2 separate regions of the Homo sapiens genome follow, and region 2 is linked to region 1. Evidence: read pairs that join two places in POLR2A ChIA-PET (ENCODE). Cell type or tissue: OCI-LY7. All regions are shown on one strand.

Region 1 (8,000 bases):
AGTGCTGGGATTACAGGCGTGAGCCACCGCGCCTGGCCACATCCAGCTAATTTTTGAATTTTTTGTAGAGACAAAGTCTTGGTATGTTGCCCCAGCAGAACTTGAACTCCTGCCCTCAAGTGATCCTCCCACCTCGGCCTCCCAAAGTGCTGGGATTATAGGTGTGAGCCACTGCACCTGGCCAGCTTTTTCTTTTTTCTGCATGTTCCTGTCAGTTCCATTCAAGGTAGGCCCTGAGACCGCCTGTGGCAGATGCTGGGTGCTGCAGCCAGGGTGCCAAGGTGGAGAAGGGTCCTGAGGCGTTCACAGTGAGCAGGAGTCATGGACGCAGTCACCTGTTGGCTACCTGACGTGCACTCTGATGGAGGCAGATACACACACACACACGCATGCATGCACACACACACATGTGCAGGCACACACACACAGAGCTACACTAGCAGGACAAAAATGAGGGAGTGATTGATTATATCTCAGGAATTTGACATAAAACCCTAACAAAGAGGTTGAGAGAACAACCTGAAGCCACGAGGACAAGGAGGAGACATCTGTTGCTATAATGCTTGTTTGGAAAACGTGAATTTGGGCCAGGCATAGTGGCTCACGCCTGTAATCCCAGCACATTGGGAGGCCAAGTTGGGAGGATCACTTGAGGTCAGGAGTTTGAGACCAGCCTGGCCAACATGGTGAAACTCTGTCTACTAAAAATACAAAAAATTAACCAGGCATGGTGGCTCACACCTGTAATCCCAGCTACTCAGGAGGCTGAGGCAAGAGAATCGCTTGAACCCAGGAAGTGGAGGAAAGAGTGAAACTCCATCTCAAAAATAAAATAAAAATAAAAAAATAGGCCAGGCATGGTGGCTCATGCCTGTAATCCCAGCACTTTGGGAGGCCGAGGCGGGTGGATCACAAGGTCAGGAGATCAAGACCATCCTGGCTAGCATGGTGAAACCCCATCTCTACTAAAAATCCAAAAAAAAAAAAAAATTAGCTAGGCGTGGTGGCGGGTGCCTGTAGTCCCAGCTACTTGGGAGGCTGGGGCAGGAGAATAGTGTGAACCCGGAAGGTGGAGCTTGCAGTGAGCCAAGATCATACCACTGCACTCCAGCCTGGGTGACAGAGCAAGACTCTGTCTCAAAACAATAAATAAATAAATAAATAAAATTTAAAAATAAAAATAAACTGGCATGTAATCTTTATTCCATCAAAGTTCATGGATCCCATGAATTCTAGTCAACAAATTCTGATTAAAATTATCTGTCCAACAAATCCATAGAGACAGAAAGTAGATTGTGGTAACCAGTGGCTGTGGATGTGGGGTCTCCTTTTGGGGTGATTAAAATATTCTAGAATTAGATAGCGGTAGTGGCTGCACGATTTTATTAATATGATTTAAAAAAAACCACCAAATTGTACACTTTAGAAGGGTGAATTGTATGTAAATAATAAAATGTGAATTCTGTCTCTCTTTTTGATATAGGGTCTCACTCTGTCACCCAGGCTGGAATGCAGTGGCAAGATCATGGCTCACCACAGTCTTGACCTCCCAGGATCAAGTGATCCTCCTACCTCAGCCTCCTGAGTTGCTGGAACTACTGGTGCATGGCAGTGTGTCCAGCTAATTAAAAAAAATTTTTTATTTTGTAGAGGTGGGGTTTTTCAATGTTGCCCAGAGTGGTCTCAAACTCCTTGGCTCAAGTGATCCATCTGCTTTGGCCTCCCAAAGTGCTGGGATTACAGGCATTAGCCACCATGGCTGGCCTATATCTCAATTAAAAAAATGTATTTTAAAGAAATAGCTGCCAAAGAATGACTAGAAAAGTCATAAAGGTTCTCCCCAGACACAGGGGAAGAAGCAGCCTCACTGCATACATTTAAAGGGATAGCTAAGCACCAAAATAGTTTTGTCATTAAAAACCTTCCTCTGCCCCAATATAAATGCAACGCTTCACTAATGCCTCAGAGACAGCTTGTGAAGAAGAAATCTTCCTAGGAAACACCAGAGTCCATCACGGTTTCCACTTTGAAAAGTTTATATGGCACACATGGTATACTTTGAAAAATTTCTAGTTTTGGATCCTGTTCTGCTTTAAGGTAATCTCTGCAACTACCTGTTTAGGCTCATGGCAGTGAGCATCTTGATTCTAAAATGATTAATGTTCTAGTTTTGGATCTATTCGCGGCACATAGAAACTGCTCCAGGGAACTCTGAATCTAACAAAATACCAATCTGAAGGACTAAGCAAGAATTGCCATCAGAGAGCATTTCGTGAAATAAGGCAAAGATGTTTGCTCCCCTGCTTCTATTCAACACTCATCTGGAGGTCCTAGCCAGAGCAGTAAGGGAAGAAAATGAAATAAGGCATAAATATTGGAAAAAGGAATAAAACTGTCTCTATTCATGAATGACATGATTGTGTAGAAAATCCTAAGGAATCTACAAAAAAACTACTAGAATAGGCTGGGTGTGGTGGCTCACGTCTGTAATCCCAGCATTTTGGGAGGCTGAGGCGGGCGGATCACAAGGTCAGGAGATGGAGACCATCCTGGCTAACACGGTGAAAGCCCGTCTCTACCAAAAAATGCAAAAAATTAGCCGGGTGTGGTGGCGGGCGCCTGTAGTCCCAGCTACTCGGGAGGCTGAGGCAGGAGAATGGCGTGAACCCGGGAGGCGGAGCTTGCAGTGAGCCGAGATCGCGCCACTGGCACCAAGGCCTGGGCGACAGAGCGAGACTCCGTCTCAAAAAAGAAAAAAAAAAACCTGTTAAGTTGGAAGTAATCAAAATTTTAAATTTCGCTTTTTAAAAGACACTGTTAAGAAAAGCCAGGCCAGGCACAGCGGCTCACGCCTATAATCCCAGCACTTTGGGAGGCTGAGGCAGGAGGATTGCTTGAACCCAAGAGTTTGAGACCAGCCTGGGCAACATTGTGGGACCCTGTTTCTACAAAAAATAAAAACATCAGCTGGGTGTGGTTTCGTGTACGTGTAATCCCAGCTACTCAGGAGGCTGAGGTGGGAAGATCACTTGAGCCTGGGAGTTGGAGGTTCAAGTTGGCCCTGCATTCCAGCCTGGGTGACAGAGCAAGACTGTCTCTAAAAAACAAATAAATAAGCTGAGCATGGTGGCTCATGCTGATAGTCCCAACACTTTGGGAGGCTGAGGCAGGAGGATTACTTGAGGCCGGGAGTTCAAGCAGCCTGGCAAACAGAGTGGGCATGGCAGTGCGTGCCTGTGGTCCCAGCTACTTGGGAGACTGAGGTGGGAGGATTGCTTGAGCCCAGGAATTTGAGGCTGCAGTGAGCTGTGATCACGCCTGCGAATAGCTACTGCACTCCAGCCTGGGCAACAGAGGAAGATGCTGTCTCAAAAATAAATAAATACACAAAATTAAAATTAGGCCGGGCAGGGTGGCTCATGCTTGTAATCCCAACACTTTGGGAGGCCAAGGCAGGTGGATCACTTGAGGTCAGGAGTTCGAGACCAGCCTGGTCAACATGGTGAAACCCCGTCTCTAATAAAAATGCAAAAATTAGTGAGGCATGGTGGCAGGTGCCTGTAATCTCAGCTACTTGGGAGGCTGAAACAGGAGAATTGCTTGAACCCAGGAGGCAGAGAATTGCAGTGAGCTGAGATCGTGCCATTGCACCCCAGCCTGGGCAACAAGAGCAAAACTCAGTCTCAAAAAAAAAAAAAAAAAAATTAAAAGTCCATATCTGTTAGAGAGACATCATGATCATGAAATATTTATGAGTGACATGATATGATGCTGAGCTAAAATGCTTCCAAAGAAAACGTGTATGGATGGGGTAAGATAAAATCGATGGTGGTCAAAGGTGAGTGACCGTGCCATTCTTTCCACTTCAGTGCATATTTGAAATTTTCTTTCTTTCTTTCTCTCTCTCTTTTTTTTTTTTTTTTTTTTTTGAGGTGGAGCTTTGCTCATTGCCAAGGCTGGAGTGCAATGGCACAATCTCGGCTTACCATAACCTCCACCTCCGGGGTTCAAGCAATTCTCCTGTCTCAGCCTCCCGAGTAGCTGGGATTACAGGCATGTGCCACTATGTCCGGCTAATTTTGTATTTTTAGTAGAGACGGGGTTTCTCCATGTTAGTCAGGCTGGTCTTGAACTCCTGACCTCAGGTAATCCACCCGCCTCGGCCTCCCAAAGTGCTGGGATTACAGGCATGAGCCACCACGCCCGGCCTTGAAACTTTCTATAATAAAATTTGGTTTTTTAAAACATTTCCAGCTGGCCGTGGTGGCTCACGCCTGTAATCCTAGCACTTTGGGAGGCCAAGGTGGGTGGATCACTGGAGATCAGGAGTTTGAGACCAGCCTGGCCAACATGGTGAAACCCTGTCTCTACTAAAAATATAAAAATTAGCCGGGCATGGTAGAGTAGGCCTTTAGTCCCAGTTACTTGGGAGGCTGAGGCAGGAGAATCACTTGAACCCGGGAGGTGGAGGTTGCAATGAGCTGAGATCGTGCCACTGCACCTCAGCCTGGGCGACAAGAGCAAAACTCTGTACCCGCCCCCTCCAAGAAAAAAGTCCCCAAGAATTTATCTTCATATGCCCCAGATCATTAGAAAGAGGAAGTTTGGGTCCAGTGACATCTAAGTGTAACTTTTTCCTCCTTAAAACAAGCATGTTCCCTTTCCTCCCTAGAGACACAGAAACTCTCCCTCTAACAGAAAGGCCGCCCTGCCGGTGATATTTGCACACTGGTGTTCAGTGGTGTGTTTGGATGTGACAAATATAGTCAAGAGAAAATGAAACGCATACATTTGTGGCACTGCCAGTGAGATTCTCATGGCTGATGGGCAGCAGTGTGCTCAGCTCCAGGTCCGTCACCATCTGACGAGATTCCGCCAGCAAACGCTGGAGCTTGCTCGTGGGCGAGAAATCATCCTGGGAGGGTAACACAATTGAAGCCTACAGGAAATTAAGAGGCACCTTTAAATGCTTAGGTTTACAAACACAAATGCTAACTACCTAGGAATATTGTTTTCTTTTTTCTTTCTCTTGCTCTGACGCCCAGGCTGAAGTGCAGTGGCACAATCACAGCTGATTGCCTCAAGCTCCTGGGCTCGAGTGATCCTCCTGCCTCAGCCTCCTGAAAAGCTGGGACCATAGGTGTGTGCAACCACACCGAGCAATTTTTTTTTTGGTAGAGGTGGGATCTCACTATGTTGCCCAGGCTGGTCTTGAACTCCTGGCCTCAAGTTACCCTCCTGCCTCGGCCTCCCAAAGTGCTGGGGTTATAGGCGTGAGCCACTACACCCGATCACCTGTGAATATTTCTTTGTCTTTAGGTGTTACAAAGCAAAGCTGGACATCAAATAGTAGAATAAGAATAACTAAATTCATTCCTTTTCTTTCTTTCTTTCTTTCTTTCTTTCTTTCTTTCTTTCTTTCTTTCTTTCTCTCTCTCTCTCTCTCTCTCTCCCTCCCTCTCTCTCTCTTTCTTTTTTTTTTTTTTTGAGACGGAGTCTCGCTCTGTCACCCAGGCTGGAGTGCAGTGGCATCATCTCGGCTCACTTCAAGCTCCACCCACCTCAGCCTCCCAAGTAGCTGGGACTACAGGCACCCACCACCATGCCTGGCTAATTTTTTTTTGTATTTTTTAGTAGAGACGGGGTTTCACCACGTTAGCCAGAATGGTCTCAATCTCCTGACCTCGTGATCTGCCTGCCTCAGCCTCCCAAAGTGCTGGGATTACAAGTGTGAGCCACCGCACCCGGCCTCTTTTTTTTTTTTTTGAGACGGAGTTTTGCTCTTGTTGCCTAGGCTGGAGTGCAATAGTGTAACCTCAGCTCACTGCAACCTCCACCTCCCGGGTTCAAGTGATTCTCCTGCCTCAGCCTCCCGAGTAGATGCGGCTACAGTTGCCCGCCACCACACCTGGCTAATTTTGTATTTTTAGTAGAGACAGGGTTTCACCATGTTGGCCAGGCTGGTCTTGAACTTCTGACCTCCAGTGATCCATCCGCCTCGAACTCCCACAGTGCTAGGATTACAGGCGTGAGCCACTGCACCCAGCCCCCTTTATTTCTTAGAACCTACTCAGTTAAATAATTTGACTTAAACAGAACTTACTACAGCTAATGAAGTAACACCCATGCGATAAAAGAATCCTAGGCATTGGTTAACTCTCCTCAACCAACTTGTCAATGCTGTATTTAGCATGTCAAAATACTTGCAAAATAGGACAACATTAAAGGCTTATAAGCCTTGAAAAATATGTGGGTATGTGCCTTCGTTTATTCCTATTAAATTTCAACTTTGGGATGTGAAGTTTGGCATGAAAATTAGTCACTGCCAATTGCTCTTAAAGGGGCCTAGACTGAATTTTTTTTTTTTTTTTTTTTTTTTTTTTTTTTGCAGATGGAGTCTCACTCTGTTGCCAGGCTGGAGTGCAGTGGCGTGATCTCAGCTCACTGCAACCTCCAACTCCCGGGTTCAAGCAATTCTCCTGCCTTTCAGCCTCCCGAGTAGCTGGGACTACAGGCATGTGCCACCACGCCCAGCTAATTTTTGTATTTTTCGTAGAGACGGGGTTTCACCATGTTGGTCAGGATGGTCTCGATCTCCTGACCTTAGGTGATCCCCCTTCCTTAGCCTCCAAAAGTGCTGCGAGTACAGGCATGAGCCACCACCTGATTTTTTTTTTTTTTTAAGAAAACTTAATTTCAGCCGGGCACGGTGGCTCACGCCTGTAATCCCAGCACTTTGGGAGGCTGAGGCGAGCAGATCACCTGAGGTTGGGAGTTTGAGACCAGCCTGACCAACATGGAGAAACCCCGTCTCTACTAAAAATACAAAATTAGCCGGGCGTGGTGGCACATGCCTGTAATCCCAGCTACTAGGGAGGCTGAGGCAGGAGAATCGCTTGAACCTGGGAGGCGGAGGTTGCGGTGAGCCGAGATCGTGCCATTGCACTCCAGCCTGGGCAACAAGAGTGAAACTCCGTCTGAAAAAAAAAAAAAAAAAAGGAAACTTAATTTCTTTTTATTTATTTATTTATTTTTTATTATTATACTTTAGGTTCTAGGGTACATGTGCATAACGTGCAGGTTTGTTACATATGTATACATGTGCCATGTTGGTGTGCTGCACCCATTAACTCATCATTTACATTAGGTATATCTCTTAATGCTATCCCTCCCCCCTCCCCCCACCCCACAACAGGCCCCAGTGTGTGATGTCCCCCTTCCTGTGTCCAAGTGTTCTCATTGTTCAATTCCCACCTATGAGTGAGAACATGCAGTGTTTGGTTTTTTGTCCTTGTGATAGTTTGCTGAGAATGATGGTTTCCAGCTTCATCCATGTCCCTACAAAGGACACGAACTCATCATTTTTTATGGCTGCATAGTATTCCATGGTGTATATGTGCCACATTTTCTTAATCCAGTCTATCATTTTTGGACATTTGGGTTGGTTCCAGGTCTTTGCTATTGTGAATAGTGCCACAATAAACATACGTGTGCACGTGTCTTTATAGCAGCATGATTTATAATCCTTTGGGTATATACCCAGTAATGGGATGGCTGGGTCAAATGGTATTTCTAGTTCTAGATCCCTGAGTAATCGCCACACTGTCTTCCACAATGGTTGAACTGGTTTACAGTCCCACCAACAGTGTAAAAGTGTTTCTATTTCTCCACATCCTCTCCAGCACCTGCTGTTTCCTGACTTTTTAATGATCGCCATTCTAACTGGTGTGAGATGGTATCTCATTGTGGTTTTGATTTGCATTTCTCTGATGACCAGTGATGATGAGCATTTTTTCATGTGTCTGTTGGCTGCATAAATGTCTTCTTTTGAGAAGTGTCTATTCATATCCTTCGCCCATTTGTTGATGGGGTTGTTTGTTTTTTTCTTGTAAATTTGTTGGAGTTCATTGTAGATTCTGGATATTAGCCTTTTGTCAGATGAATAGATTGCAAAAATTTTCTCCCATTCTGTAGGTTGCCTGTTCACTCTGATGGTAGTT
Region 2 (8,000 bases), 470 kb before region 1:
ATACTGAATTTGCAAACTACTGATATGATTTTTCAATAACCACTTGTATCTTCCATCATCCATGAGAGGTGGGAAGAGGTACACTGTATCTCTGCAATAAAACTTTGGCCAGGTTCTACCTCCTCTGAGCAAAGGATACTTTTCTATGTAGGTGTAGATGGTTCTCCTTTACTAATCTGACATGGTGCATCTGGAGACAACATCTGATGGGATCCAAAGACAACTTGAAACAAAGGTGGATGTCAGCTCTTGGTGTGTTTTCATTTGGTTCTCTTTTTTAAATCTCCCTTTTGTTATCGCTCCTGTTGTAGCGTGTCCATCAGTGTGTGAAGGGTGCGCCCTGTTCCAATGATACTGCATTGCTGCATCCAGCCTTTCGTGGGAGCACGGTACCAAGCGTCCGGAATTGATTATCCCAATCATTTTTGATATGTAACTGAAAAATTTGGTCTCATGCAATAAAAATGTACTGGCTGCATTTTAGCAAGGTTTATTTACTCTTGCAAGTAAAAACGATCAACCGTGAAGCGTAACAAATTCTGTATTTAGTTTTTTTTTCTGTTGTGGTGGTTTTTGTTTTGTTTTTTGTTTTTGTAAGATTCTAAATAAATTAAATACGAGTCACGGGTTGTGCTTTCTTTGCGCGCTGTCTTCGCAGATCTCATGAACATCTTCATAGTGTCTTTATAAAATGTAAGTGCTGTCACCGTGCCTTTGCAGATGGCACAGGCACTGAGTCAGGGAGCCAGCCAGGGTGGGGCGGTGCCCAGCCCAGGTGCAGTGTGTGGGCCCGGAGTGGGCTGCTGTCTTGGACTGCTGCGGAAGGCGGTGGGAGGGAGAAAGGGCTGGGATGCGAGTGGGAATCTGAGCAGCGTTTAGTGCATGGCTTGTCTGGGAGTTTCTCTGTGATTATTTCAAATACTTGGGAGAAGGATGTTCAAATTTTAGCTTGAAATGCGTAAGGGTATTCGATCAAATTTGTAAATAGCATTAATGTTTAGGGGGGATTTAACCTCCTGAATATATGAGATAATTGAGCATTAATTGAGGAACAAGTCAAAAGGAAGTGTTTTAACTAAAATTTGATTCAGTATTTTTGAGTTTGAAAATTGAAAGAAACAGGTTTTTAAATGTATAACCTTAATAAATTGTGCATTGGCCAGGCACGGTGGCTTACACCTGTAATCCCAGCACTTTGGGAGGTCGAGGCGGGCGGATCACCTGAGGTCAGGAGTTCAAGACCAGCCTGGTCATCGTGGTGAACCCTCGTCTCTACTAAAAATACAAAAAGCTGGCGAGCTGGCGGACACCTGTAATCCTAGCTACTTCGGAGGCTGAGGCAGGAGAATCACTTGAACCTGGGAGGCAGAGGTGGCAGTGAGCCGAGTTCGTGCCATTGTACTCCGGCCTGGGCAACAATAGCAAAACTCTGTCTCAAAAAATAAAAAATAAATTGGGTATTTATATGTTTTTTGTTTTTTTTTTTGTTTTGTTTTGTTTTGTTTTTTTGAGACAGAGTCTCACTCCGTCGCCCAGGCTGGAGTGCAGTGGCGTTATCTCGGCTCACTGCAACCTGTCTCCCGAGTTCAAGGGATTCTCCTGCCTCCGCCTCCCAAGTATCTGGGATTACAGGCGCCCGCCACCATGCCCAGCTAATTTTTGTGTTTTTATTAGAGGTTGGGTTTCGCCATGTTGGCCAGGCTGATCTCGAACTCTTGGCCTCAAGTGATCCACCTACCTTGGCCACCCAAAGTGCTGGGATTACATGTGTGAGCACCCTGCTGAGTATTAATTTGAGTAAGAAATAATGGCCGAAGGCCGGGCATGGTGGTTTAGGCATTTAATTCCAGCACTTTGGGAGGCCGAGGCGGGCAGATCATGAGGTCAGGAGATCGAGACCATCCTGTCTAATACAGTGAAACCCCGTCTCTACTAAAAATACAAAAAATTAGCTGGGCGTGGTGGTGGAAGCCTGTAGTCCCAGCTACTTGGGAGGCTGAGGCAGGAGAATGACGTGAACCCGGGAGGCAGAGCTTGCAGTGAGCCAAGATCGCGCCACTGCACTCCAGCCTGGAGGACAGCCAGACTCCATCTCAAAAAAAAAAAAAAAAAAAGAATGGCTGCTTGTAGTGGCTCATGCCTGTAATCCCAACACTTTGGGAGGCCAAGGCGGGTGGATCACTTGAGGCCAGGAGTTTGAGACCAGCCTGGCCAACATGGCAAAACCCTGCTTCTACAAAAATAAAATTAGCTGGGCATGGTGCCACGTGCCTGTAGTCCCAGCTACTTGGGAGGCTGAGGGGCAGGAGGATTGCCTGAGCTGGGGAGGTGGAGGCTGCAGTGAGCCATGATTGCTCCACTGCACTCCAATCTGGGTGACAGAGTAAGACCCAGTCTTAGAGGGTAAAAGATGAAAGCAAACTTTGGATCGTGCCTCCGCCAGCCCCCTTGTGTTTTTCTGTTAGAATTCCAGGCTGCTTTGACCTTCCTTCCCTTGGGGTTTTGCTCTCCCTCAGTCTTGTTTTTGCTTCACCTTGGGTTGGCCTGGGCCCTGTTGACATTTGAGCCAAGTCATTCTTTGCAGTGGAGGTATCCTGGGCACTGTCGGATGTTGAACAGCATCACTGGCCTCCACCCACAGATGCCAGGAGCACACATCATCCCCACATTTTTAACAACCCAAAATCTCTCCAGACGTTGGCAAATGTCTCCTGGGGGGCAAAATCAATCCTGGTTGAGAATCACTGCTCTAGGCAAATTAGTCATAGAGGAGAAAGCTGGTTGTGTGTGTGTGTGTATACATGTGCATGTGTGCTTTTTACATATGAACAAAGGGCACCACCCCCGAGATACAGAAGATACAAATGTTAACTGGCTGGGCGTTTGGAGTATGTACAATACAATTTCCATAAGTATGAATATTTATCAGCTAGTCATTTGAGAGCATGATGTAAAGAAGCCATCTGTGGAGGCCTTTATGAGAGAGAAGAGGCTAAAAGAAATGTGCCGAATGCTTATTTTTAGAGTCCGATTCTCAGTAAGTTGGCTCCATCCTCTAACGCTGCCCACTCTGGGTGGTAAGTGCCTTACTGGGTTGAGAGGGGCAAGGGCCACACTATTGGGTCTGAATCATCTTTTTTTTTTTTTTTTTTTTTTTGAGATGGAGTTTCACTCTTGTCACCCAGGCTGGAGTGCAGTGGCGCCATCTCGGCTCACTGCAACCTCCACGTCCCGGGTTCAAGCGATTTTCCTGCCTCAGCCTTCCGAGTACCTGGGATTACAGGTTCCTGCCACCATGCCCGGCTCATTTTTTGTATTTTTAGTAGAGACGGGCTTTCACCATGTTGGGCAGGCTGGTCTTGAACTCCTGACCTCAGGTGATCCGCCTGCCTCGGCCTCCCAAAGTGTTGGGATTACAGGCGTGAGCCACTGTCCCTGGCCATCATCATCTTTCAGTAAAGAAATATCACTGTGGCCAGGCACAGTGGCTCACACCTGTAAGCCCAGCACTTTGGTAGGCTGAGGTGGGAGGATCAACATGAGGTCAGGAGTTCAAGACCAGCCTGGCCAACATGGCAAAACCCTGTCTCTACTAAAAATACAAAAACTAGCTGGGCTTGGTGGCGGGCACCTACTGTAATCCCAGGTACTCAGGGGGCTGAGGCAGGAGAATCACTTGAACCGGGGAGGCGGAGGTTGCAGTGAGCTGAGATCACGCCACTACACTCCAGCCTGGGCGACAAAGCCAGACTCCATCTCAAAAAAATAAAAAAAAACAAAACTGAGTATCATGCAAAGGTAGGATAGCTAGGTGCCTGTTAAATTAGTCTGAATACTTCATGTAACTTTTTTTTTCTCTTTTTGAGACAGAGTCTCGCTCTGTATTTTTAGTAAAGATGGGATTTCACCATGTTGGCAAGGTTGGTCTCGAACTCCTGACCTCGTGATCCACCCACCTCGGCCTCCCGAAGTGCTGGGATTATAGGCGTGAGCCACTGCGCCTGGCCCAAACCATATTAATTGTAGGAAATTCAACAGCATGAACCTGTAAGTCGTGTTTTGTGAAGATACCTAAACTGGTGGTAGGAACAAGAGGCCCTACAGTCTCTTCCACCTCTACTCCTGGATACAGGTAAATTATACAAAGCTCTCAATTCCTGCATTGATGCTGGATTTCTGTTTAGCTTTCTGTTCCCACAGTTTCTGCTTTTTGTGTGTATCTTATTTGGAGGTACCTTTATGAAGATAGGTTTATTGTGTCCTCAAATGTCCCATTTTTTTTCCCTGCCTATGGGGAAATAGGCTTAAGAAACAAATTTGTGGCCAGGCGCAGTGGCTCATGCCTGTAATCCCAACACTGGAAGACTGAGGCGGGCTGATCACTTGAGGTCAGGAGTTCGGGACCAGCCTGGCCAACATGGTGAAACCCTGTCTCTACTAAAAATGCAAAAATTAGCCGGGCGTGGTGGTGGGTGCCTGTAAGTCCCAGCTACTCGGGAGGCTGAGACAGGAGAATCCCTTGAGCCCTTTAATCCCAGCTACTCGGGAGGCTGAGGCAGGAGAATCACTTGAGCCCGGGAGGCGGAGGTTGCGGTGAGCCGAGATCGCGCCATTGCACAGCAGCCTGGGCAATAAAGTGAAACTCCATCTCAAAGAAAAAAAAAAAAGAAAGAAACTTGTGTGGACTAAAAGAGGAATTGGCCAACTATGGTCCATGGGTCAAGTCCAGCCTGCCACCTGTTTTTCACTGGCCTCATAAGCTGAGAATGGTTTTGAGAACATTTTTAAATGGTTGGAAAAAATAAAAAGAATATTTTCTAACATGTGAGAAGTATGTGAAATTCAAATTTCAGTGTCCATAAATAAAGTTTTATTGGAACACAGCCATGCCCATTCTCTTATGTATTGTCTCTGGCAGTGTGAGAGCTGCGACAGCACCGTTGCATAGTTACAGAGTCTATATGGCCTACAAAGCCTGAAGCATTAATATTTGCTATCCAACCCTTTATATAAAAGGCTTGCCAGCTCCTGGTCTAAAAACAAGAATAATGGGCCGGGCACGGTGGCTCACGCCTGTAATCCTAGCATTTTGGGAGGGCAAGGCAGGTAGATTGCCTGAGCTCAGGAGTTCAAGACCAGCCTGGGCAACACGGTGAAACCCCATCTCTATTAAAATACAAAAAAATTGGCTGGGCATGGCGGCATGTGCCTGTAATCCCAGCTACTCGGGAGGCTGAGGCAGAAGAATGGGTTGAACCTGGGAGGTGGAGATTGCAGTGAGCCGAGATCATGCCACTGCACTCCAGCCTAGGAGACAGAGCAAGACTTTATCTCAAAAAAAAAAACAAAACAAACAAAAAAAAACAAGAATAGGCCGGGCGCGGTGGCTCACGCCTGTAATCCCAGCACTTTGGAAGGCCGAGGTGGGCGGATCACGAGGTCAGGAGATCAAGACCATCCTGGCTAACACGATGAAACCCTGTCTCTACTGAAAAAATACAAAAATTAGCTGGTGGTGGCACATGCCTGTAATCCCAGCTACTTGGGAGGCTGAGGCAGGAGAATGGCGTGAACCCGGGAGGCGGAGCTCACAGTGAGCCTCGCAAGATTGCGCCACTGCACTCCAGCCTGAGTGACAAAGCGAGACTCCATCTCAAAAAAAAAAAAAAAAAACAAGAATAATGGCAGAAACAAAACTGAAAATTAGGACTGGAAGTGGTGGTTCCCGCCTGTAATCCCAGCACTGTGGGAGGGCAAGGTGGGTGGATTGCTTGAGACCAGGAGTTTGAGACCAGCCTGGGCAACATAGGAAGACCCCATCTCTACAAAAAATAAAAATTAACGGGGCATGGTGGCTTATACCTGTGGTCCCAGCTACTCGGGAGGCTGAGGTGGGAGGATTTTGTGAGCTCGGGAGGTCAAAAAAATAAAAAATAAGTAAATTTGGGAGTAGACCCCTGGTCATAGCCCAAACTGATAGAAGGAATTGTTGTATGTCCCCAGCGCACAAACCATCCTGGAATCAGCAACTGCGATGTCTTAGTCATGATACTTCACCCACCTATTTGTTAGGTTGTGAAATGATGGGTCTGGCCGCCTACGTGACTAGTTTCTTACATCAGTGGTCTTCAAGCCTTTTTGGTCACATACTCCAGATTCAAAAGATTTCTAGGCAGGGTACAGTGGCTCACGCCTGTAATCTCAGAACTTTGGGAGGCCTAGGTGGGAAGATCTCGAGCCCAGGAGTTCAAGACCAGCCTGGGCAACAGGGCAAGACCCCATCCCTACAAAAAATACAAACATTAGTTGGGCGTGGTGGGGCACCCCTGTAGCCCTAGCTACTTGGGAGGCGGGGGTGGGAGGATTTCTTGAGCCCGGGAGGCGGAGGCTGCAGTGAGCCAAGACAGTGCCACTACACTCCAGCCTGGGTGACAGAGCGAAGGACACTGCCTGGAAAAAAAAAAAAAAGTTTCCAGTGCATACCTCCACCTCCAGCACTGCTTATTAATTGACTTGTAAGCTATAGCAGCTGCTGTCCTGATACGTACGCTGTATGTCCCATATAAATAGAAGCTCTAATATTCCCTCCTGTGGGTCACCATTCTCATTACCTGGGGTAGGCACAGTCCTCGTTGGAGCTGATTGCTTCAGAATGTTTTTCAGTGTTGGAATCAGTTCCAGAATAATGTAAGGGCTTTCTCTATGGCCATATTTCCCTGAACGTCCTTGGTCTCAGCTGATCTTGGAAACTAAGCAGTGCGAGGCTTGGTTAGTACTTGGATGGCAGACCACCTCGGGATACTAGGTGCCATAGGCTAGACCTAAATCTTACAATACTGGGGGGAAAAAAAGATATTTTCAAAAAAATAAAGGTTGACCTGGTACGGTAGCTCACGGCTGTAACCCCAGCACTTTGGGAGGCCGAGGCAGGCCGAACACTTGAGGTGAGGAGTTTGAGACCAACTGGCCAACATGGTGAAACCCGTCTCTACTAAAACTACAAAAAAAAAAAAGCCAGGTATGGTGGTGGGCAGCTTTAATCCCAGCTACTCGGGAGGCTGAGGCAGGAGAATCGCTTGAACCCAGGAGGCAGAGGTTGCTGTGAGCTGAGATCGTGCCATTGCACTCCAGCCTGGGCGACAAAGCAAGTCTCCATCTCAAAAAAATAAATAATAAAAATAAAAACATCCTTTCTAGGCTGGTTTTTCGTTTGTTTGTTTGACATGGGGGTCTCATGTGTTGCCCAGGCTGGAGTGCCGTGGCGTGACCTTGGCTAACTGCAACCTCCACCTCCCAGGTTCAAGCGATCCTCCTGCCTCACTCTCTCAAGTAGCTGTGATTACAGGAATGTGCCACCAGGCTCGGCTACTTTTTGTATTTTTGGTAGAGATGAGGTTTCGCTACGTTGCTCAGGCTGGCCTCAAACTCCTGACCTCAAGTGATTTGTGCGCCTTGGCCTCCCAAAGTGCTGAGATTATAGGTGTGAGTCACCGTGCCTGGCCAAGTGCTGGTGTTTTTTGTTAGAGAAAATGGCGTGCGTGTTACCTGTCTTCTTAGGATGTGAAGTGTTGAGAGAATCCTTAGTGATCCATCCTATCAAACCTCCCTGATCTTACAGATGAAACTAAGGCCTGGGGATGTCAAGCGAGTTCTTTGAGGCCTAGAGAAGGGTTTACGGCAGATGTGGAGCTAAAGCTTGTGTCTCCTGATGTTCTTCATACTACACTAATTCCCTGGGCTTTCCTTCTCTCTCCATTTACCTGCTTGCTCCCTGGTAAGCCACTCTGTGAAATATCCATTAAACCAGTAAAGAAACACTCTAAGGCCAGGCACAATGGCTCATGTCCCAGCACTTTGGGAGGCAGAGGCCGGAGGATTGCTTGAGCCCAGGAGTGCAAGACCAGTCTGGGCAACATGGTGAAATCTCACCTCTACTAAAAATACAAAAAGGCCAGGTGCAGTGGCTCACACCTGCAATCCCAGCACTTTGGGAAGCTGAG

The links. Peaks named below come from ENCODE experiments on the same cell type or tissue, not always from the same donor. Only the 100,000 strongest peaks of a DNase experiment are listed, where the experiment ranks them.
Region 2: POLR2A ChIA-PET joins it to region 1 with 6 read pairs; 2 of 35 experiments call an interaction of 5 or more read pairs at or near these places.

The regions. Positions count from the first base shown.
Region 1 is chr12:122,810,209-122,818,208 of GRCh38, reverse strand. It overlaps CCDC62 (coiled-coil domain containing 62), which reads right to left. Exons shown (of 13, transcript NM_201435.5): 11 at 4,790-4,939. Among named protein-coding and RNA genes, the nearest start is that of HIP1R, 21 kb to the left of the region's middle. RefSeq lists an enhancer at 4,532-4,611 and a silencer at 5,797-5,972. In OCI-LY7, no CTCF peak of the experiment used is centred here; a DNase peak (open chromatin) is centred at 4,688.
Region 2 is chr12:123,281,733-123,289,732 of GRCh38, reverse strand. SBNO1 (strawberry notch homolog 1) reads left to right here. Exons shown (of 32, transcript NM_001167856.3): 32 at 1-624. It also overlaps the pseudogene RNA5SP375. Among named protein-coding and RNA genes, the nearest start is that of CDK2AP1, 14 kb to the right of the region's middle. In OCI-LY7, no CTCF peak of the experiment used is centred here; no DNase peak of the experiment used is centred here.